Regions from separate parts of the Homo sapiens genome. Here all the other regions are linked to region 1. Evidence: chromatin loops called from intact Hi-C (ENCODE). Cell type or tissue: heart left ventricle. All regions are shown on one strand.

Region 1 (8,000 bases):
TTGGTAAAGTGATTTATTTAATCTCGATGTATTTCCAGGTTGGATTATTCATAATATTTCAGACAAATGTTCATTTTCTTCTCAAAGCTACTATAGACACATCCCAGTACAGTATGTTAATTTACTGCATTGCTGGCTGGGCCATCTACCATAAGCTTTCATGTACTTCATCTCGGCTATTAGCCAGTCTGTGGCAGAACTGGAAATGTGGCCCCCCAAGTCTGTAACTCCTCCCCACTCCGTTGACACTCCTGGTTGAGCCACACAATGACAGGAGCCCAGGTCCCCAGGTCACTTCTTGGAGGACAGCTGCCTGGGATAGTTGTCCTGCCCACACTGGACTGCGTTTTGAGCAAGAAATGCACTTTGAATGGTTAAAACACTGCGATTGAGGGTTGTCTGTTAGGGCAGTTTTAGTCAAAGTAATTAACACACAACTTGGTTTTCTTTCTGTAGTATCTTATTTTTCACCATTAGAGAGTCCTTTATATCAAATATCATTTTTTCCTCTTAAAATCCATTTGCTACCATTTGCCTGTGATAAATATGGAACATAACTAGCTAGTAGCATTAGAATTATGATTCATTTATCTCAATAATGACCCACATTAAAACACTTATCTGAATTAAATCATCTCAATTTATTTGATTTTTCCTGAAAATTCATAATTATCAACTCTTCAGTTGTCATGTCAGAGTGGTTTGTAATACTCTTCTTAGCTGTAGATCCAGAAATTGAAAGCTCATGTATGTTGAGTGTAATCAGAGAATGTTTGAAGCCGTTTGTAGACAAGTTAAAAGTTGAGATTTCCTGTTGCTGCTTTGACAAAAGAAACTAGTCTAAGGAGAATTTTCTATTTTGAATTTGTTCAGGGGAATTCATGACATTTATTGCTGTTCTCTCCTAGAGAAGAAAATAATTAAATTCTCCAACCACATATACTGGCTGGTGTCTATCAAAAAGCTTATATAAGCATCAACAAAGCTGTGAGATGATATGCTTTATTATCCACACAATTCTCTGCACTGTGATGACAACTCTTCACAGGTGGTCAGCAGTTAGAACTTTTTCCTCTTTTAAATTTTCAAAAGGTATTGCTAAATTTTCTTGTTAAGGCATCCCGTCAATTCTTGAATCCTACAGCGTTTGCTAATAAAGGCTGTTTTCCCCTCATAATAATTTCAGCCAACTAGCACTGTCAACAATTACAAGATTCTAAAACATCCCAATATAAGGAAGCAAGCAAGCAACTACTTGAGAAGCAGAGTAGCCTTCCAAGCCCTGAGAGTGGACACGTATCAGACATATAGAGCCCAAGCTTGTGTCTATGTGATTAAAAAGTTAAATGAACCCAAATTTATCCCTCCTTCATTACCCAGAAACTTATAATTCAGACATTTGAAAAAATTCTAAAGGTTGCTTTTTCAAACAACCCAAAAACAAGTTTTCCAAAAATGAGTAGAAAACCACTGTTGATATAAAATATGATAAATATTTTTAATAAGTGTCCTTTAAAACATGAAGTATAAACTATTAGGGATTATTAATAGTCATTTATATATTTGTCTCTTTTGACAAAACAGCACAAATCTAATTAGACTCCAGGGTATTTTAGAGTAAAACATTAACCAAAAGTATTTGAACAACTGCTGCCATCTCAATTAACTTCCATGGATTCATGTAAACGATGCAGGACCCAATATTTAAAAGCAGATAAAGTAACCAGGAGCTTGTCCCAAAGTTAAATTCTACAAATCTGATGAGCTAAACACTGTTGTTCATCTGCAGGCAGGATCAGTGACATACTGAATTTTGGGAGTTCAATTTTGCAAAGAGAACCGAGTTATTTTTATATGACTCCAAATTTTAAAAGTGCCTTTCTATAATTTTTATTTTTTCCATTCTAATTAAATCCAGATCTAATCCTTTCAATGTCACTAACTTTGAAGCAGCAAATCGTCCTTAATGTCTACATACATTATTTTAGCCTCAACCCTATCTATTAGATGAGTAGAATCTATTAAATGAGGAGAAATATTTAGTCTGTTGAGATATAAAGCAAAACCCAGTTCAGTGCAACTACAGTGAGACATTAATTTTATCATCCAGTTATTTCTGTGGAGTGTTTTAAATATAAAGTTTCTCTCCTCTACCTCTTTATATCAACGAATTTAACAAAACAATAAGATATATAACACTTCTATTTTGTAAACATATGCAGGATTTTAAAATTTAAATTTAAACAGAAGGAAAAAGAAATACGAAAAAAGCAAGAAGAGAGATGAGAAACTGGCATTAACAAGGCATCTTAATAAAATCACTATGAAGTAGGTATTGTTTCTCCTCATTGTACAAATGAGGAAGTTAAGGCTCAGAGGAGTAAGCTTGTCCAGGATCACAGACCCGGTAAATGGTGCATGTAGGATTTGAACTCAAGTATTTCTCACTCCAGGGTCTATGCTGTTTTGCCATTATACTATTACACCTGTATAAATCGAAAGCATAGTCAGAATTGTTAGGGAAAGAATCTGTACTTTATGTAACCATCACAACTCTATTTTGTGGTTCCTGTTGATGATTCTCTTACTCTGTTTTTATATTTTTAATCCTTGCTTTCTATGTGCCTTAATCCCATTGCTGTTGTGACATCTTTTTATTTCTCCTATTCTGTTTTCCTCTACTTTCCTAGTTTCTCAAGTACGCAAAAATGTTTTAAATTTATGGTATTATTAGGAGCTTGACACTTGAACTTGACTTAAATGATAGATAATTCTCAAACTTTTAAGAAATTAATGATTTAAGAAATTTAAGTTCCCTTCAATGAGTCTCCAGAAATGCATCCTAAAAATTCCACTGGTATCGATTTTTATAAAAACCGGCAGTAAGACATGCCGTGCACAAGCAGAGGCAACTCCATTGTTTGGTTCCTAGCAACAGCTATTTATACTTCATTGTGTGTCATTTATTTCGACCTAGGAGTTTTTCCTGCCCATACCCAAGAGTAGTTCAACTCCAGCAAGTCTAACTCTTGTTTCTTCTTCTTATCTTTTAGAAGAAGCTCAAAGCACTACTTAGACCAATTAACTCTACATTTACTCTCTGGGTCTCTATAAGACGGGCAAGAGCGAGCGGGAGGCAAGGGGGTGGCTGCTGGCAGCAGCTGAAAGCAGAGGCTGAAAAAGGGGGATTGTGGGTTTTTGCTTTCCAAAGATGACTAGGAAACCAATTTTCAAATTAAACAAGCATTGAGAAGAGTGACCCTCATGTCTCAAATTCAGGAAAACTTATTCTCTGTAGACCCTGAATTTCTTAAACACTGGCTACAGGAAGGCAAGCTGTGTACCAGTCTTGCCATGCTTCTGTATGCCAGGACAGAGGACAGCAATGTCCACATGTTTGGCTATTTCCTTAAATCAATCAGTGAGGTGCCTGTGCAGTGTTTACTAACAATAATAATCGACAGTATTTATTCTCAAGCTTATTCTTTGCTTTGTTACAAAACAAAATCAAGCTATGCAATGTGCTTTTTAAAACAAAAAACGATGCAATGCGCATTACAACCAATTAACCTATCACTGTAGGATTTAAAAGCTAGCTACCTTCCTGGTTTTAAACAGTAAAAATCATAAGCATCTTAACTGAAAAAATGAATTTTCCTGGAATTATGTGTTTGGAAACCTAAAAGAAGCAGTGTTCTCACTAACATAAAAAAGGAAATGGCCTCTCCGAAAAGACAGAGGGAAGAGAAAAAAAGGAAGAAAATATACAAAATGAACCTGGGAAGATTTTACCAAAATGAGGACTGGCTGTACAAGTCCCCTTACTGCATGAATTACTGCAAAAGCCCTACAGTTCCATCAGCTAATGAATCTTTAGTAACAGCTACCCAGAACAGCATTAAGCTTTCATTTCAAAGAACTTAGAATGTGTAAGGTACATGAGTGAACAGAGAGAGCAGACACATAGCATGGTAACAGACAGACACGCTCAGCTGGCTGACCAGAATATGAATTTGGCAGTTTTGCCCCTGTCCACAGACAGACTGACCTTCCTTGAGACTTTTCTGGTTGCTCCCCTCAAGGCATTCCTTTTCTTTTAATGGTTCAAAATCCCCAGCAGTTAAAATCTCTGGGAAGCCCTGTTGCTGCTTCTTGGAGCTATCGATCATGGTGAGAGGCTTCTGAAGACAGGCAGCATCAAGCAGGAGAAAAGCTTAATTTGCAGAAGAGCGAAGTGCGGTGCGCAGAACACTCTGGTCCCTGGGTCCCTGGTTGCTCCCCACAATACCCCAATCACTGGCCAATTATGTCTTTAAGCAGCTGAAGGCAGCCATTACCCTTTAGTTCCCAGCTTGACCTGCAAATACACTCATGCCGCTGGAAGCCCTTAACTCTCTCCCACATCGGGAGGCAGAGCCACACAGGCACGATTCTAAAATCCCACCCCTTTTCCCAGCCAGCCCCCTTTCCCTTGCCATTCCAGCTTCCCCCGCGCTGGGGACTTCAGTCTGCAGTTTGATGGTCCGAATCATCTGACAAACACTGAGTCAAGCAGTTAAAAATAAATCTTCTAGTTGTTAAAAGAGAAGACTTTGCTGATACCTAAGAAGACAAATTGCTGCCTGTGGTCTCTCTCCCGCTCTCTATAAACACAGCCACAGGCTATGGAAATACTTTATATTGACCAGACAAGCACATCAATTACTCATTAAGTTCTCCAGCTACACAAACGGCAGTCTAGGGCATCTGAAGGAAGCGGCTCTTATCTCAGCAGAGGCACACACTGAATAAACATGCTACCAGCATATGTGAATGAAGACAGAGTCATTTCACCACCAAAGTTCTTTTGTGGTGTGCTTTGTGTTGCATGTGCCTCTTCCTGGCAAAGCTGATGCTCTTTGTAATAGGGAAATGTACTGCAATTGCAGCTTTCTTCCTTTGGCAATTCAGACCCAAGCAGCAGTTTTTCTTAGTGCCACTAGTTGGCTGGGAGAGTTAACATTGCCATGATTTTTTTTAAGGAAAATTCTCCCCCCATGCATTAAAAGCGGCAACACTGACAGCTTCTATTTCATAACAGAGTAAACCAATGACCAGCCTAAGTTTAATTTTACATGAGCTATCAAGGATGGGCACCTCTCCTGCAAGTCACAGGCTGCTGTTCACTGCATATAGGGACACTGCTGGAAGGAAATCTCTAGATACAGGAATTCCAGGCAAATGTGGAGATAAGCCAGTCTCCAAATACTCCAGATATATACCTCTGTAGCCAAAATAATCTGATTTTTAAAAATGGTTCAAAGTGTGTTCCTTTGCAAAGAGTTCCCATAAAACCCATCAGAGGTTATAAGAGCAGTAGACTGTGAATACTGTTTCATGAGGTTCTGTTTTGTCCTTTTTTTTTTTTCAAAATAACTTCTAGCAGAGTGCTTGGAATATTAGGTGTTCTCAATAAACATCTGTAGCATGGTTGAGTGAATGAATTAAAGCAGAAGACAGTGCATCAGGAAAACTTCCTTTAATAATACCCAGAATTCTAAAGAAGTCCTGGGTCAATAACTAAGAGCCACTAATTTTAGATGAGCAACTAAATAAGTTCTCTAAAGGAAGCACATTTTCTCTTCAAAAGAAAATATACAGACACATTTTAATCATGCACCTGATGAGACCCTCCTCTGGGATAAAGGCTTACATTTTTACAGACAGAAAAATCAATATTCTTTCCACCACTTAAACACAGGTGGGTCTGGATGAAGTATTCTGTCCTTTGTGCCTGGTTCCAAGGCTGGTGTGCACTAAACCCATATTGTTCTAGAAAGATTGCTATCTATCCTTTTTCAGCATCTCACAGGACATGCTTCTTGTCAACTGAAATTCCTTCTGAAGCAATTTAAGTCCATCCTCGGCAGTCCAAACCTCTGCAGGAACAAATAGTGACAAGCTTATCACACTCTCAAAAATGCCCTCAAACGTTCTGTTACTATCTCTGACCCTAACGCCTACATTCTTCTGAAGAAACTACTCATGCACTTTTAAAGGAGTAATAAAAATAACCATAGCTCTTTGAGGACATTCTTTAGGTTGGTCACTTAATTAGCTGTTTTGCAAGGTTTATCTAATTTAACCCTCCACAATTGGCGTGGTCGCTATGATTGTGTATGCTATAGACATTTTACACGCCAAGACTCAAGTCACAAAGCTTCTAAGTAGCAGGTATGGAATTTAACCAAAGTCTTAGTTCTCTAAAGCCCAAGTCTGTCTATGGCCTTGCCCTGCCTTCTGTCTTCTAGAATATGCTCCAGCTCCAGGCTTTAATTTCATCCTGAGACAGGCTTAATAGCAGAAGCCATGACTTTGATGGCCCCCTGGTAATTCTACTCCTGGTGAGAGGAAAGAAAGCTAACATAATCATACTAAAATGATTTTATGAAAGCATTTTAACTACTCATGAAATAATAATAGCAGCCAACTTTATTTAGTGATTACTGTATGCTATCCTACTGCAAGACTTGTGAGTTCAACATTATTTTCCTGATCTACACATGGGAAAATGGAGGCTTAAAAAAATCAGTGGTGGGTCACGCCTATAATCCCAGCACTTTGGTAGGCCGAGGTGGGCGAATGACTTGAGGTCAGGAGTTTGAGACCAGCCTGGCCAACATGGCAAACCCCATCTCTACTAAAGATACAAAAATTAGCTGGGCATGGTAGCACATACCTATAATCCCAGCTGCTCGGGAGGCTGAGGCAAGACAATCGCTTGAACCCGGGAGGCAGAGGTTACAGTGAGCTGAGATTGTGCCACTGCACTCCAGCCTGGGCCACAGAGTGAGACTCCATCTCAAAAAAAAAAAAAAAAAATCAAATACTTTGTCAGAGGTGGCATATCTCATAAGTGGTGGCCAGGATTCCAAAGCACGCAGCTTGGCTCCGGGGCCTACATGCTTAATTACTTTGCAAAAAGAACAACGAAAACAATAAATGCCAACTTTTTTTTTTTTTTTTTTTTTTAAATTTCAGGATGTTGCTTTTAAATCCTGAAAAATGCCCAACTGTTTTTAGGTCACAATCCTATAAATCTCAGTAGATGCACAACTACACCAGCCACTTTAAAATTCTTTACCATATCTGTGTGTGTATGTATCTTCAGTGTGTGTTAAATGTGTTTTTAAAAAGCTATCTCTTAAGAAACCTCTGCATGCTTATTTTTGTATCTAATAGATCTCAAAATCCCAATAAGAAAACACATTATTCTGCTGTAGGTTTATATCAAAAGTTGTGTCTTTGTAGTTCTCAAAGAAAGTAATTTCTCTAGTGGTGAATGTGCCTGAAAGAACATTTATTAAAAAAATTTTTTGAAATAATTTCAAATTTACAGAGCATTTCCCCCAGAATCATCTCTGAATAGGTTCTAACATGATACTTCTTTACCCTAAGTGTTCAGGTGTGTAATTCCTACAAACAAGGATATTCTCCTACAGAACCAAAATATAATAATCAATATCAAGATGATATTGATGACTGCTTAGTCGGTATAGATATATCAAATTAACATTGATAAGAAAAAAAACAAACACATAAAAAGAGGAAACAAGTTAACATTGATATATCTGCATTCAAGTTCCACCAATTGTCCCAACAATATCCTGTATAGTAAAAGGATCCAAACCAGGATCACATATGACATTGAGTTCTTGAATTATTAAGTCTCTTTAGTTTTTGTCCATCTCTAACATTCTCTCAGTCTTTCTTCACTTATCTTTCCTTGAATTTTGATGATTACAGGCCAGTTATTTTATAGTATTATCCTCAATTTGAGTCTGTCTGTTCTGTCCTTAGGATTAGGTTCTGGTGATACATTTTCAACAGGAATACCCCAGAAATAATGATGCAATCTTTGCATCCTATCAGGTAATACACAAATTCAAGTATATTAATTGTCTCAAAACTGATGATGTATATTTTGACACCTTGGTACTGGCCAGATTTCTCCATGGCGA
Region 2 (8,000 bases), 99 kb after region 1:
TAGGCTGGTCTCAAACTCCTGACCTCAAGTGATCTGCCCGCCTCGGCCTCCCAAAGTGCTGGGATTACAGGTGTGAGCCACCACGCCCGGCTTTGGGAGGCATTCTTGACCTTTCCCTTATTCTCAGATCGTTTCGATCTCTGGGTCCAACCCATATGCCTAGAGTGGACGTGCACAGATGGCTCTGCCAGAACAACCCTTCTCCACTTCTTCCAGGAACTCTCAGTGTGATGGTGATAGAGAGCTTCCAACAAAGACCCCAGTGCCTGGCCGGGGAGCACAAACTCCCAAGGCCAAGAGTGCCCCTGGGATTTTAAAACCAAAGCTGGGAGGGAAAAGCTGTTTCCTTCCTCTTGGTTGGTGACTGTGAAGATGGCTCCTGCCCTGTGATGATGTACCACTTCTAATCCCTGAGGTCCCTGAAATTGTGCTGGTTTCTGCAGCATTTCATTCCTTTTGCAACCTTCTCTAGGAATCTTCCAATTAGCTCCCCTTTTAACTTAAGATAGTTTGAGTGAGGTTTCTGTTAACTTGCAGCCAAGAGTCCTGACTAGTACCTCCTAAACATTTCCAGCCTCTGTCTTCTACAACTCTACCACCAGTGCCCTAGTTCAGGTCCTCATCAACTGTCACCTGGACTCGTGTAACAGCCTAATGGGTTGCCTGTCTCTAGACCTGCCCCTTGCATCCAGCATCCATGGTATAGTAACTAGAGTGATCCAATCACCTCCCCGCTGCTGGACTCTTCAGTGACTCCCCATCACTAAGGGCAAAATCTAAATTCCTTAATGGGACACACCCAACTGTCTATAATCAGTCTTCCTCTCCAGCCAAGCAACTGTCACTCCTTGCCTCCTATTTTATGCTGTGACTATACAGAACTACACACACACACACACACACACACACACACACACACACACACCATGCTGAACTGATTTTGAAAACCTGAAAAAATTAAAGTGGTTTTCTTTGGGCTCACTTTTAGGCATCAGAGTCGTCACACCTCTATCTACATTTTATTATATCAATAATCCTAGATAGGCTGTTGTGAGATATCTGGTGCTAGTGTACTTGGCATACATGGCAGGAAGTAACCAGAAGAGAGACTCACAGACTATAACAAAAAGTTCTGATCACCCACCCATCTTTGCAGACTGAGCACCAGCACCAACTCTTCTATAAAGTATTCTCACCCGAAAGAGGAGACTGCTCCCTTCCCCCTCCTGGCACCACCACAGTCCTCTGTGGAAGCTTCTAGCATGGCATGTGAGCTCCTGTTCCTTAAAGATAGGGCCACATCCCACTCACCTCTGGATCCCCAAGCCCTGCAAAGTGCTCAGTATGTATTAGACACATAAATGCTCATGGGATGATGCGTGCATTTTAAGCGACGCAGAACAATGAAAGACATCTTTCTGATTTAAAAAACAAAAAAGCACATTGGGTGTAAGGTTAGGAGATTTGGTTTTCTCACATTGAATGAGCTGAGAATACCTGAAAACACAAAAGATGTTTAATACCTCTTACTCATTGTATAGTTAATAAACTAATTTTGTACAAATTTTTTAAATGGGAGATGTCTAGAAATAAAGAAAATTTCCAACAGAGAGAGAATGGCACAAGCAACCAAAACAAATTGGAAAACTGGACTTCATCAAAATTAAAACACCACTTGCTTCAGAGAACAACATGAAGAAAGTGAAAAGACAATCACAAAATGGGAGAGAAAATCTTACAATTCATATATCTGATAAGGGTGGGGGTGTTTGGGGGTGTGTGTGTATACAAAATATATAAAGAACTATCACCACTCAATAAAAAGACAGTCCATTTTAAAAATGGGCAAATAATTTGAGTAGGTATTTCTCTAAGATATACAAGTGGCCAAGAAGCACATGAAAAGATGTTCAATATCATTAGTGATTAGGGAAATGCAAATCAAAATCATGAGACACCACTTCACATTCATTAGGATGGCTACTACGAAAAACACAATCATGGAAAAGTGTTGCCAAGGACTTGGAGAAATTGGAACCCTCAAATGTTGCTGAGAACAAAAAAGGTGCACCTTCACACAAAAGCACTTTGGAAAACAGTTGGGCATTTCCTCAAAAAGTTAAATACAGAGTTACCATATAACCCAGCAATTCCACTCCTAGGTGTATACCCAAAAGAAATGAAAACCTGTGTCCACTAGAAAATTTATATGCAAATGTTCACAGCAGTATGATTCATAATAACCAAAAAGTGGAAACCACCACAATGTCCATCAACTGATGAAGAAATAAGCAAAATGTAGTATTATCCACACAACAGAATACTACTCAGCAATAAAAAGGAATGAAGTTCTGATACATGCTGCAACATAGAAAAAAGCCAGACACAAAAGGTCACATATTTTTATGATTCCATTTACATGGCATGTCCAGAACAGGTAAATCCAAAGAGATAGAAAGTAGATGAGTGGCTTCTAGAGGTGAGAGAGACAGAGGGGAGAATGGAGAGTGGGTATGAGATTTCTTTTTGGGGTGATGAAAGTGTCCTGGAATTAGTCAGAAGTGATGGGTGTACAACTCTGTGAGAATACTAAAAATCATTGAGTTCTACACTTTAAAAGGGTAAACTTTATGGTATATGAATTATATCTCAATAAAGCTGTTATTATTTAAAATGGTCAAAGTCATATAGCAACACCTCCGTGCAGAGGCCTGGTTGAATCACTCTGCTTGCTACAAGATAACCTGTTGTAAAAACACACAATCTGTTCAAATGAGGAAATAATTTATTTTCCTACCAATAAATCCCTACAGTGACCAACCATAAAACCAAATCCAAAATAAAAAAGAGGAAAGAACAAAAAAGCACGCAATTTGCAATTTGCTGGCAGGTACAGAATGGAATTAACCAAAGACTGCACAAAGAAAAATGGTTATCAGAACTGCTTCTCTTTGATTACACAGATTTAATAAGTCAAAGTCCTTTTTCCTCACGAAAAAATGTGCCAGCTTCTTTATTAGCACAGAGCAAGGAAAAACAAGCATTCTCTTCTATAACCAAATTAACATCCCGCAGAAGGTCTGTTTGTACTTGGCAGTCATGAACCTTTCATCTCAGAGTGCTGCTAAATTAAACAAGTCTCTGCTGTATTGAACATGATGAGCCAGACACCCTGGCAGGCTCCTTGGCTTCATGAGTTGATGATGAAGAGCATTAGAAATAGAGGATGGTGAAAATAATGCTGGGGGTGCTCATAAAGTAGCGTTATCTTCATTCTGTTCAGCATTTCCATGGTCTACAATGTCAACATTCTAAGAACTTTCGAGCATTCTAACACCACCTTTCCCTGTCCGAGGGAAGAAAGCATGGATTTTGGAGCCAGAGAGATCCGTATTCAAGTCACAGTTTTGTTTTGTTTTTAACCTACTAGCTGCATGCCCAAGTCCTGATTTCACAATCTCATTGAGCCCTTCTGCTCTTTAAAACTGGGGTAATTACATCTATCCTCACAGAACTGTTGTGAAAACAAAATGAGGTAATGCACACAAAAGACATTGCACAAGGCTCAATGTACATTCCCACCATAAAATTCCGCACTGCTCTCAACTCTTCAAAGAACACACTCATTTGAGAGTTTATATCACAGTATAAGTAACAGTCACCGGCCATCCTTCTTCTATCCAAGGACATCTAATCAATCAAAAGATCCTACAAAGATTTCGTATTACATAAATTATTCCCCTCCATCCATTTCCACCTCCCAAAGACCTGAAGGTAACAAAGCCATGAATTAAGTCTTTTAAATATATTAAATCAGGGCATGGCACAAAGCATTCATTCACCTAAGAGGTATTTAAAAGCACTGAACTGAGAGACACACCAAGAGAAACACTTACTATTAGAGGGAAATGCATATTTTGCAGTGCAATAATTGGCAACCTTTCCATAAAGATTGATGCAATCTGATTGTAATTCCCAAGTGTCAGTAATCAGTTCTTAAGGTAAAAGAAAAAGGAAGTGGGATGGTTTCAAGTACTCCAGAAAAGATGTAGGAGGATATCCTTTCACACTGACAGCAATTAATGTTTGAGTGATAGCTGCTAGAACAATCAGACTGAAGAACTTTGTTACATTAGAGCAGACTGAAGTATATTTAAAATAAAACTTACTGAGTTTAACATACACAAACACTTAATCTTCACCTTGAACTAGGCGTCCTCTCTGAGCAAACTGAAGAAGGAAAAGCTTGCATGAAATTCTAATATTTGCCACTGCCTAACTATGATAAGGGAGGAACTGATGGTTTTCAGCCATATTCCCACATTGGACATCTATTTAAAGAGAGTAGCCTAGACTCTGCAGCAATACAGTCAGACTCCCTCTCCTCAACTCAAGATAAATTTCCAGCATGCCGCAACACTAAACAAAGTGCCCAGAGTTAGGAAGGAAGGAAATTTCTCAAGGGGGATAGGACATTCAGAGGTTCAGTACATATCCTTAACCTAGAGAGTTTCACTGACTATTGAGCTCATCATGGAACTTATGGCCCAAAGCTACTGTTCTCTCCTCCCCTTTCCAAACTCTACTCTTAAGACTTTGAGATGAGAATACTCTTGGGAGAGACCAATTCAGCTGCAGATACTACAGAAGTAAGCCCCGAGTGTTGGCTTTGCTAGGGATCTATTCTCTGTACTGCATACAAGTACTTCAATTTTTTTTTCCTAGGGTTAGAGTTTAATACAATTCCATCTGAATATTCTACTGCTACAAATTCTGTATATGAAGACAAAATTTTTCTCCTCTGCCCAACTTTCCAATCAAACGACTACTTCCCCTGCCAGTCTAAACTTTAAGCTTTGTGCCTAAAATAGGAAGAAACTGTTGCAGATGCACAAAATCCAAGTCATTAAAGATGCTGAAAAATTCTTAAAACTTTCTGTTTAAGTACAATGTAAAAATTATTACAAATGCAGCTAAGAGGATAAATAAATAATAAAGCCTTAATTTTAATTAAGACTTCTGTTTAACTACTGCTAGTAATTCCTTGCTTTCCAGGAGTATTTTTAGAATCAGGGCTTTAAAGCATGCAATTAAATAAATTAAGTCATCAGTAAAATGAAAACTACCGTATAAGCAAATTCCTGCATTGCCACATAAAAGAGATTGAAGAAACCAGAAATTTGGTTATTTTAGAAAACAAATACAAGATTATACCATCAGCCACAAAAAGATATGAGAGTTTTAAAGTCTAAAAAAACTTCATTAATTTAGACTCTACTATTGAAGACTCAATTATTTCAAGTCTGCCTACATTTAATTTTGGATTATTTATTAAGAAAGGGGATGCTAAGCAAACTAAAGTGCAAATAAAAATTGCTAGGGGATTATTTAATCAATTTAAGACGTTATACATGCAAATAACTGCTGCTCAAATACTGATTAAAACTAGCTCATGAACTCTTTGGAATCCCATATTCCAACAGAAACAAAGTATATGGAAAGAGAGGCAAAAACACTACTTGAATCTATTAATTATTCTATCTTCTTTGTTTAGTTTGGCTGTGAAAAATTGGTTAGGAGTCAGAAAGGCTTAAAAGACAGGATACTGGACAAAGATTTATTATACATTCTTCTCAAAGGCTGGCAATCAATTTCTCTGCTTCTATTTTTAATGAAATGCGGAGCCACACTTAAAATATAGCTCAATTTATCTCCATTATAATTAAAAATATATTTTGGGACATCCATTTTAGCTTTGTCTTCAAATAACATAACTATGAAAAACTTTCCCATGTCTATACTATGAAACATAAATATGATTATTTAACAAGATCTAGTTTCCTACCTAGTTTAGATACTTACTTTTCCCTTGACAACAACAAAAACACACAAACAAAAAAGCAGAGTTGGAAAATAAATGGGATACAGGCCAATTCAACATTTCAAACAAAATGTCACACAATGTTATGGTAGCAAGTATCACTATAATTGTCTATGTTTAGATTTAGGTACGTATAAAAATCACAGATGCTAGTTTTCTTATCCAAATTAAAATTTAAGGCCCTTCTCATTTCCAACCTAATTCTAACAATGACAATATTTACCAACCATTCATTCCTTCAAACACAATGTGGGTGTTTGCCATGTGCATGCCAGGTATTATATTAGGTGCTGGATGTAAACCAGTGAATAAAATACCAGTTGTACTACTTGGTCCCTGGTCTTGGTGGTATATGGTCAACAATGTTAACTTGGAGTGAAAAGAAAAGCATCAATATTAAAGTATTAAAGGCATTCTATATTATTAAATGCTGTATTTTCCTTTTCGCTTTTTTTTTTTTTTTTTTGAGATGGAATTTCACTCTTATTGCCCAGGCTGGAGTGCAGTGGTGCGATCTCGGCTCACTGCAACCTCCACCTCCCGGATTCAAGTGATTCTCCTGCCTCAGCCTCCCAAGTAGCTGGGATTACAGGCGCCCGCCACCACACCTGGCTAATTTTTTGTATTTTTAGTAGAGACAGGGTTCCACCATGTTGGCCAGGCTGGTCTCAAACTCCCGACTTCTGGTGATCCACTCATCTCAGCCACCCAAAGTGCTGGGATTACAGGCGTGGGCCACCACACCTGGCCAGAAGATGTATTTTCTATCTGAAGAAAAAAGGTGACTTTTAATTGGCTTTTTTTTCTTTAAGAGATGAGATCTTGCTATATTGTCAAGGCTGGTCTCCAACTCCAGGCTCAAATAATCATCTCACCTCACTCTCCTGAGTAGCTGGGATTATAACCATGCCTTGCTAATTTTTTCTTATTTTAATTTTAAATATTTTTTGTAGAGACAGGGTCTCACTATATTGCCTACGCTGGCTCTCTGATTTTCTTGTTTGAAATAGCTCCTGATAGTTAATTGGCTTTTTATTAAGTTAAAGAACAAACCATAGGTCAATGACAAAGTTGGTATATGCTTCATATGAAACCTTCCTCAAGTAAATCTTATTTGATTAAAATAAAATCTAAGGCAAATATAAAATTAAAGATCACACTCATATCAGAAACTGTTAAAATCCTTTAGACAGAAGAGATTCAACATCAGTAAACATAGGTTTACATATGAATGCACAGTCACATAATCCACATAACTCAATAATATCATCACCCAAGTTTGTAAGTCATATTCTATATGCTATTCCACAATTGATATCTACGTTTGAGGCATGTTAAGAAATTGGTCTCTAAAGCTTCTTTATTTATCTTTTTAATTTTTTTCAAGACAGAGTCTCACTCTGTCACCCCGGCTGGAGTGCAGTGGCATGATCTTGGCTCACTGAGACCTCCACGTCCTAGCCTCAAGTGATCCTCCTGCCTCAGCCTCCTGAACACCTGGGACTACAGGTGTGAGCCACCATGCCCAGCTAATTTTGCATGTTTTGCAGAGATGGGATTTCACTATGTTATTGTGCAGGCCAGTCTTGAACTCCTGAGCTCAAGCAGTTTACCTGCCTCAGCCTCCCAAAGTGCTGGGATCACAGTTGTGAGATACCGTGCCTAGTCTTAAAGCTTCTTGAAACTGCACTATAAGTGAATAAAAAACAAAGGGAGAGTTCTCTATGGAGGAAAACTTTCAGTATTTGAAATAGTAACAGTCAGTTGACCTATAGTTTAAAAATATTTATAATGAGTTAACGAAGGCAATAGACTGAAAAACAAAGAACTCAACATACTTCAACACTCTCATCACATTTAAAGTCCAAGAGTATTTCATCTATGCATGAGAACCACAGGTATCTTCTCAATAAGAAAACTCTTCACGTTAGTAAGAATATCAAATTGGAGGTCTTTGAAAACCTAAAAGGTATATTCCAATTAGAAACCTTGTTATCTCAAAAAAATACTATTTTTTGTCTCCTACTGGATTGCCAAAGATTAAAAAGATTAACAGGTTACATACAAAAGAAGGTGGTACAAGATGGCGGAACAAGACTCTCCAGTACTCGTCCCAGGG
Region 3 (8,000 bases), 190 kb after region 1:
GGCTTTGGGAACCAAGGGAAAAGTGACAGTCCATTCCCTCCACCCCGGTTACTTGTCTGCGGTCCAGCTAGCCATTCTCCCATCCACTGGATGAAGGTCCTACAGAAATCAAGGTCCGGGGCTGCCACCAAGCCTTCTGGCTTCTCCAAGGAGCTCCTGGGGCTCATGGCTTGCTGTCCACAGTCCCTGCCTGCCTCCCACCAGTCCTCCATTCTGCTGCCAAAACCACCCAACGAACCCTCAAATGCAACTGTCTCACAAACCCGCATTATGGACCCTGCTTGGCTCTCCTCCACAGACTGGAGGCCCACAGATGGGTTTTTGCTTGTCCTGCATTGAGATTTTTAAAAATCTGGAAGTTGCCCAGGTTCCCTTGAAACACCAGTTGGCTGGAGCTAGTGCAAGGCCTCCTTAGGCAGGTACTTAGGGAACAGTCCTCACCATTCCCTATCGTCTCACATCCAGCCTCATTCCCTCATGAAATGCAGTGTTTGGTGCCTGCATACTTTTGAGTTTCCCCCCTCTAGTCTCCAGGCAAAGGCTATTGTAGCATGGCAGGGAGGGAAGGAAGAAGGAAAGAAGTGTAGAGGAAGGAAGGAAGGAAGGGAGGGAGGGAGGGAGGGAGGGAGGGAGGCAGGCAGGCAGGCAGGCCGGCCGGCCCCAGCTCTGCTGGTGAATGCAGAGGGGCTCAAGCAGTGGTCTTCCCTGCCAGGACCTACGTGCATGCTCTGCAGAGCAGGCTGGGAGACGCCTCTGTCGGGAACTGCCATTGCACTGCTGTGGCTCTGGGAGCAGCAAACTGCCTGGGGGCTGTTCTCTGATTTCCAAACCACGGCAGGGAAGAGCACTGTGAGCGTGCGGGGGTGGAGGGTGGAGAGAGACAAGAAAGCAGGAGCAGAGGGAAGTGGAAGGGGCAGAGGCGTGCTGCTTAGCAACCGCGGAAGAAAATTTAGAGAAGTGACAGGACCATTTCTCCCTGTGCCTGAAAGGGAGGATTAAAAAGAAAGAAACAAAAAACTCGTCACACGCCTACACTTGCTCATCTTGTTGTGGCGGCTCTCGGAGTGTTGGCTGGAATTCACAGGGCTCCTCTGCAAGGGAGGGCCATTGTGGAGGATGCCTGGCCAGCCACGTGTGATGTGGGAAAAGCTACAAAAAACTACGTCCTCAATAGCTCAAGGGGGACCATCTTTGTGGCCCCTCAAGGGGAGGGAGTGAAGCCTTGCAAGAAAGATGTAAGGACACAACCTCACCTGTCTCATCTTTTCTCTCTCTCACTTCTTCCTCCTAAGTCTACCAACATCTAGAGAGAAAGGTGTCGGAGTCCTGTTCTCCATCTTTCTCCCAGAACCTCACGAACAGCCCCAACCCCATTCCTTCCTCCCCACCGAGAATTCTCTGTTGCTTTTCTTTCTTAATTTGATTTTCTCTGGCTCAGAATCGAGATCAAAAGAGGAAATTCTTTCCAGCCTTTTAGGAATAATTCCCAGAATCTCCCCCTGGAAATGCATACGTAATTACCATAATTATTTTTAAAGAAATCTTTCGTGTTCTCTTACCCGCTTCTTTTCCATCTCTCCTGCAGGCTTGGGGAGGAGGGGAGAGAGAGGAAGCTTCAAGAGTGTCTTTGTGGTTGCTGGTTGACCAGTATAAACGGTATTTACACATTTAGAGTGGCAGACTCACCAGTACGTGAGAGAATTGTCGATGATGCAGGCAACTTACATGAAATGTACCCCTCCAGCATTCAACGCAGCAGAATCACCTAGTAGAAGTTATTCTCTTTCTAATTTGTTTTCAGTTGTTTTAATTTCATCGAGTCTCAAGTTGGTGCTAGCCTAGGTCATTAACACCTCCCGGACACTTGCTAACCTTGCCTTTTTTTTTTTTCCCGGACGGAGTCTTGCTCTGTCACCCAGGCTGGAGTGCAGTGGCATCATCTCGGCTCACTGCAACCTCCGCCTCCTGGATTCAAGCGATTCTCCTGCCTCAGCCTCCCAAGTAGCTGGGATTACAGGCACCCCCAACTTTGGCCAATTAATTTTGGTATTTTTAGTAGAGACAGGGTTTCACCATGTTGGCCAGGCTGGTCTTGAACTCCTGACCTCAGGTGATCCACCCATCTCAGCCTCCCAAAGTACTGGGATTACAGGTATGAGCCACCATGCCTGGCCTAATCTTGCCTTTTAGCAACCATGACAGCACCAGTCTTCAGGCTTACAGCGAGCGAGAGCAACCAGCTATCTTTTAATCATAGTATTGCTTTTGGTTGTATTTATTTTCTACAGACCATGAGAGGGGCTTTTTGTTATGGCTGGTTCTTTTTAGAGGAAAGACAAATAATGAATCAGTAATAATTGAGTTGGAACAAGGATACAGTGCCTCATGGCAGAGGCCTGAAAAAGAGCCCAGATTTCCAGCTCCTATTCAGCGAAGTGGGTTCCCCAGGTGGCAGGCTGCAGATCAAGCTTGGGGAAGGTTCTGGTCTGAGGTCAGTGGGTCCAGCTGGTCAGCAGATGGCAACGAGGGAACTTTGGATGAGAGTTGTTGTCGGAGCCCGCCGGCCTGGTTTTGCAGCCTGCTTGAAGCCCGTCTCTTCCCTGGGATGACAGAAGCCAGTTCATCAGTGTTCACCGTGGGACACGAGGCTGAGGAGAGTGGGTGGCTGCTGAAGTCACCTTTGCTTCTGGCGGCCAAACCTGATTTTGCTCTGGGCGATCATTGTTCACTACTCTCAGATCTGGGTTTGAGCAGACTGGACCCACCTCGGGCCATCCGCGCTTGTCTTCGTTGCTTTGGGTACGGTGATGGGTTCTAGATGGGTAGTGAGATGCAAAGAGGCTTTTTCTGGGAATGCTGGGGCTGGATCTTTCCCACTGGCTTTGAACCCAAGAAGGGGAGATGCCAGAACCCCTGTATCCCCTATGAGGAGGGCGCTCACAGCAGATAATGGAGCCGAGAAACCCAATCCTGATGGTATCGGTTCCATCCTGGATCCAGCTGTGCCCGAAGCTAGGCTCTACCCTTGGCCGCCTTTGGAGCTACCCACCAAGCCAATAAATTCCCCTTTCATGTAATCCAGTGAGGATCAGTGTTTCGGTTGCTTGCAACCACAAGCGTCTTAACTGATGAAATGGCTCATTGCAAATCCTTGGCCACTGAGAGAGAAAGAACTCAAAGGGCAGGTACTGCGGACATGGGTGAGGGACGTAGTCGCTATACCCATACACCAGCATAGGAAAAGCTGTCATTGTCACAGGAAGCTCCAACATTTAGATGATCATGTATCAGGCACAGGCCAAGGGCCTGGCATGCAATGGTTTATTTAATCCTACGTTGGTTTATTTTGATCACCATTTTAAAGATTAGAAAACTGAGGCTCAGAGACCTTCTGTGGACCTCAGTGGCAGAGCTGGGTTGGGTTCCTTGACACTGTGTCGTCCCAGCCACCCTTCTGTAGTAAGCAAGTAGGTGGCTCACTGGCAAATACAAAACTCAGACACTGTGTGATGGGAAGGGGGACAAAGGGGACAGAGAGGTGTGGTTGTCAGGAGACACACAATGATACTTGTGTCCCAGGTGATGTGAACGCCACCCCCAGGAGCTGTGTGTACCCAGCCTGGATGGCTGTCCACAAGCCCTGCAGAGAGGGAATCAAACTGCTTTTACTCCTGATTGAAGATGGAAAGGCAGAAAAGGCCCTGGCTTTAGATCAGAACACATTAGCACTAAAAAGCTGTGTGATTTGGGGAAAATCATTTCATCTTTCCAAGCCCCACTGCTTTTCCCAACTGGGAAATGGGGAGACCCCGGCCCTTGACTCACTCACCTCACTGAGCTCCTGGAGCATCAGATGTGAAAGGTGATTTGCAGGATAAAAAGAGGGGCTACGGGATGGAGGGGATCAATCCCTTGACTTGCCAGCGGTGAAAGAGCAGGTGTAGACAGATAGATGTAAATCAATGACCTATGCGTCCTCCTCCCCCGCCGGGGGCTGGGAAGGGGCAGTCCAAGGGGTGACCCGAAAGGAACCCTTCTGTCCCCGAAGCAGAGAGAGATAACTGTGAAGCCAGAGAAGCGAGTGCTGCTACAGGCGCTTGGGAGTTTATTTTTACCCTGTTATCTCTATCCTGAAATGTCAGGCTTAGAGCCGCCTCTCTCTCTCTCTGTCTCTCCAGCCCCCACCCCAATGTGGCAACGCAGCCTGGAAACAGGCACCCTCTCCTCCTCTGCTTCCTCTGCCTTTCCATGAGAGTCACAGTGCTATGGTGACAGGAGGCATGGAAACACTGAAATAGAGAAGGGGGAGGCGAGACCATTTATTTGGGTCCTGGAACAGGCTTACTTCCTCCTAGAAACTGAAGGTGCAGAGGAGGCCCTCAGTGTTGTTGGGTGCCTATTGCAATGTTTCTATCATATAGGCTCTTTATGCAGCAAGGAAACCCCACTTACATTGGCTTATATAATAAAGAGCATTTAACTGGTGGAGGCCACTAAAACCTCCAGCAATAGGCCTGGCTTCAGGCGAGGCTCGATCCTGGGGCTCAATGGCTTCACAAGGACACAGCGTTCTCCATCTCTCGCTCTACCTTCTGTGGTGTTGGCTTCATCCTCAGGCACCATGCGATGCTCCCCCACAGCCCCTAACAGTTCCAGAATCTTCCCCATGGTCACAAATGCCTGCAGTGGTTCTAAACTTTGCATCTTTATACTGATGGCTCCCATGCAAAAGAGAGAAAGCTTTTTTTTTTCTTTCTTTCTTTTTTTTTTTTTTGCCAGAAGGCTCTAGACGATGTCTTCTTGAGTTTCACTGGCTCTGACTGGGTTCTGTGCCCATCCCAGAGCCAGTCACTTTGGTGTGGAGATAGGAAGTGAAAAATATTTCTGACTAGCTTGAGCCAAATCCTATTCCCAAGAACAGGAAAGCAGTGGCTTCCTGAAGGGCATTGTCCCCAAAAGGAAAGAAATATGCTGAGCCACAAGCAGCGACCTGTTATATGGTTTATTCATTTTGCAGTTTCATCCTCTCCTACCCAGGAAAGCCTCTGAGGTTAGAAGTGACTGTTCTTTTTTTTTTTTTTTTGGAGACAGAGTCTTACTCTTATCTCCCAGGCTAGAGTACAGTGACGAGATCTCAGCTCACTGCAACCTCCACCTCCTGTGTTCAAGTGATTCTCGTGCCTCAACCTCCCGAGTAGCTGGGACTACAGGCACATGCTACCACGCCTGGCTAATTTTTTGTATTTTAGTAGAGACAGGGTTTCACCATGTTGCCCAAGGTGGTCTTGAACTGAGCTCAGGCAATCTGCCTGCCTCAGCCTCCCAAAGTGCTAGGACTATAGGTGTGAGCCCCCATGACCGGCCTTTTTTTTTTTTTTTTTTTTTTTTTTTTTTTTTTTTTTTGAAACAGAGTCTCACTCTGTCACTCAGGCTGGAGTGCAGTGGCATGAACATGGCTCACTGCAGCCTCAACCTCCCAGGCTTAAGAAACAGGCCAATATTAATTTATTATCATTTTTCTTCCTTCTCCTTGTTCCTCCTCCTCCTTCTTCTCCTGTCTTCTGTCTTCCTTCTTCCCTCTTCCTCTTCTTCCTCTTCCTCCTTCACCTTCTCTTTCCCCTTCTTCTTCGAGACAGGGTCTTATTCTGTGGCCCAGGCTGGAATGCAATGGTGTGATCATAGCTCACTGCAGCCTCAAACTCCTGGGTTCAAGTGATCCTTCTGCCTCGGCCTCCTGAGTAGCTGGAACTACAGGTGTGCAACTTCATGCCCAGCTAATTTTTAAAAATTTTTGTAGAGGGTCTTGCTATGTTGCCCATGCTGGTCTTGAACTCTTGACCTCAAGAGATTCTCCTGCCTCCCAAAGTGTTGGGATTATAGGCATGAGCCACTGTGCCTGGCCAATTTCTTTTCTTTCCATCTGTAGGTTTACCTGGGGCTCTAAGTTCTAAGAATCCCAGGTCTGTTACTCCCAAAATTTCACTGAGGCCACAGATCTACCCCGAGGTAGATCAATAAGTTCAGGTTGAAGTGTCATGTTTTCACCTGCCAAAGGCTTCCTCTGCATTCAAAATAAAATTCGCACTCTACACCTGGCCTGCCTACGACTCACCCCCTTGCTGAGTTGTAGCCACACTCATTTCTTGTTATTTATTAAGCCAACCTGCTGCACGCCTCAGAGGCTTCTACTTCCTGTTTCCCTGTGTCTAGAATGCTCTTCCTTTAAATCTTTGCACAGCTGCTACTCAAATGTCACGCTCTCTGAGAGGTCTCTGACAAGTCTAGCATGTAAAACCACTTGAAATTATTGTGTTTGTTGATGGTTTGAGTATCTCCCTCCTTTCTCTAGACGGTAAGCTCCATGAGGCAAGCATCATGCTTGTCTTACTCACCTGGTTCCTGGTTCTGTGTCTAGCACAACGTAGGTACTCAAATGTTTGTTGAATAAATGAATGAAAATTCTTTTTTTTTTTTTTTTTTTTGAGATAGGGTCTTGCTCTGTCACACAGGCTGGAGCGCAGTGGTGCAAACATGACTCACTGCAACCTCCGCCTCCTGGGCTCAAGCTATCCCCCTATCTCAGCCTTCCAAGTAGCTGGGACTATAGGCACATGCCACCATACCCAGCTATTTTTTTTTTTTTGGTACAGATAGAGTCTCACTGTGTTACCCAGGCTGGTTTGAACCCCTGGGCTCAAGTAATCCTCTTGCTTCAGCCTCCCAAAGTGTTAAGATTAAAGGCATGAGCCGCCACGCCTAGCTGAAAATTCTTTTCTGAATGTCCTTGTAAACTTTTTCAGGGCAGGGCAATTTCTTACATTTTTCTTGGCTTTTACTTGGTGCCTACAAAACACTGGGCATAAAAGAGACAAAATACAATAGTATTTTTTCAAATAAACTAAAGCTCTCTGCTGAAGGGATTGGCTCAAAGTTGCCCAATAAACTAAAGCTCTCTGCTGAAGGGATTGGCTCAAAGTTGCCCTCACATTAGTACAGAAAGATACTACATGATGCTAACTGCTTCTTTGAGAATTTTCTTTCCAAAGCCATTGCATGTGAACATTTGAGATGCCCCCCATGTCTGCGTGAAACTGCAGAGGGGAACGTGGGGCCATCTTTCTATCCTGGTCTCTGAGTGTGGTGATAGAGCCACCATATACAGGCAAACGTCTGAAAATGATGTCATGGGATGATGCTCTTGTTTACTCCTTTACCCAAATGAGGTAGAATGAGAAGAGTGTCTTTTTATCTGTCACGCTGTCCACTGCAAACCCGAAAGTCAAGGTCACAACCCTAATGTGCTGATCACGCAGGTGGAACCCTCATTTGTGGGCCGAACTCTCCCTGAGACCTATCAGCCTGTGACAGTCCTCAAGACAATCAGGTGAGAGTGTGGATGGCCCCACGCGGCTAATAGAAACTCAAAAGCACACCTTCTACAGAGAGCCGTCGGTTGTCCCTGTACTCAACAGAAAACACACCACTGGGGGCATCTCAAGTATGCCTAGTCTTCATCCATTCTCTGCCTACCCAACCAGGCCTATCCCTCTCTTAGACTCTCACATGGCCCCTTGACCTTTGTCTCACGAGCTCTCCATCATTTGTCATGCTATCTTTATGTAGGTGATTATTTCATTAATATCCATCTTCCCCATTGGACTCCAAACTACTCAAGGGCAAGGCGCAATCTCTTTTGCTCACTGCTGTATTTTGTCACCCAGTCCTGTGCCTAACACATGGACCATGCATCATAAATACTTTTTGAATGGAAGAATGGATGAATGGAAGAAAGAAGGGAGGCTAAATGTTTTCTCTGTCAGGTATCACCTCACCACCACCTTGTCCCTTTCATCAAGGTGTCTCCTGTGCCCACAGTAGTATCTGGCATAGAGTAGAGGGGCCACAGATATTGACAGAAATGAATGAATGGACACTGATCTTTGCCTTCTCAGAGAAGCCTGGTTACCTTCTTTTTTTTTTTCTTTGTTGTTGTTGTTGTT

The links. Peaks named below come from ENCODE experiments on the same cell type or tissue, not always from the same donor. Only the 100,000 strongest peaks of a DNase experiment are listed, where the experiment ranks them.
Region 2: it touches region 1 in a loop (3-fold over the local background); 50 of 110 quality-filtered maps call a loop at or near these places.
Region 3: a loop joins it to region 1, with 4 times the contacts of the local background. A loop is called at or near these places in 17 of 110 quality-filtered maps.

What each region holds. Positions count from the first base shown.
Region 1 is chr16:14,183,084-14,191,083 of GRCh38, reverse strand. All of the region lies in intron 3 of MRTFB (myocardin related transcription factor B), which reads right to left. Among named protein-coding and RNA genes, the nearest start is that of TRT-CGT2-1, 99 kb to the left of the region's middle. In heart left ventricle, a CTCF peak has its summit at 4,966; no DNase peak of the experiment used is centred here; H3K4me3 peaks cover 5,315 bases; H3K27ac peaks cover 3,104 bases.
Region 2 is chr16:14,083,805-14,091,804 of GRCh38, reverse strand. All of the region lies in intron 2 of MRTFB (myocardin related transcription factor B), which reads right to left. Among named protein-coding and RNA genes, the nearest start is that of MRTFB, 16 kb to the right of the region's middle. In heart left ventricle, no CTCF peak of the experiment used is centred here; no DNase peak of the experiment used is centred here.
Region 3 is chr16:13,996,275-14,004,274 of GRCh38, reverse strand. It overlaps a transcript of MRTFB not described here. Among named protein-coding and RNA genes, the nearest start is that of LINC02185, 16 kb to the left of the region's middle. In heart left ventricle, a CTCF peak has its summit at 767; DNase peaks (open chromatin) are centred at 804 and 4,092; H3K4me3 peaks cover 740 bases; H3K27ac peaks cover 4,380 bases.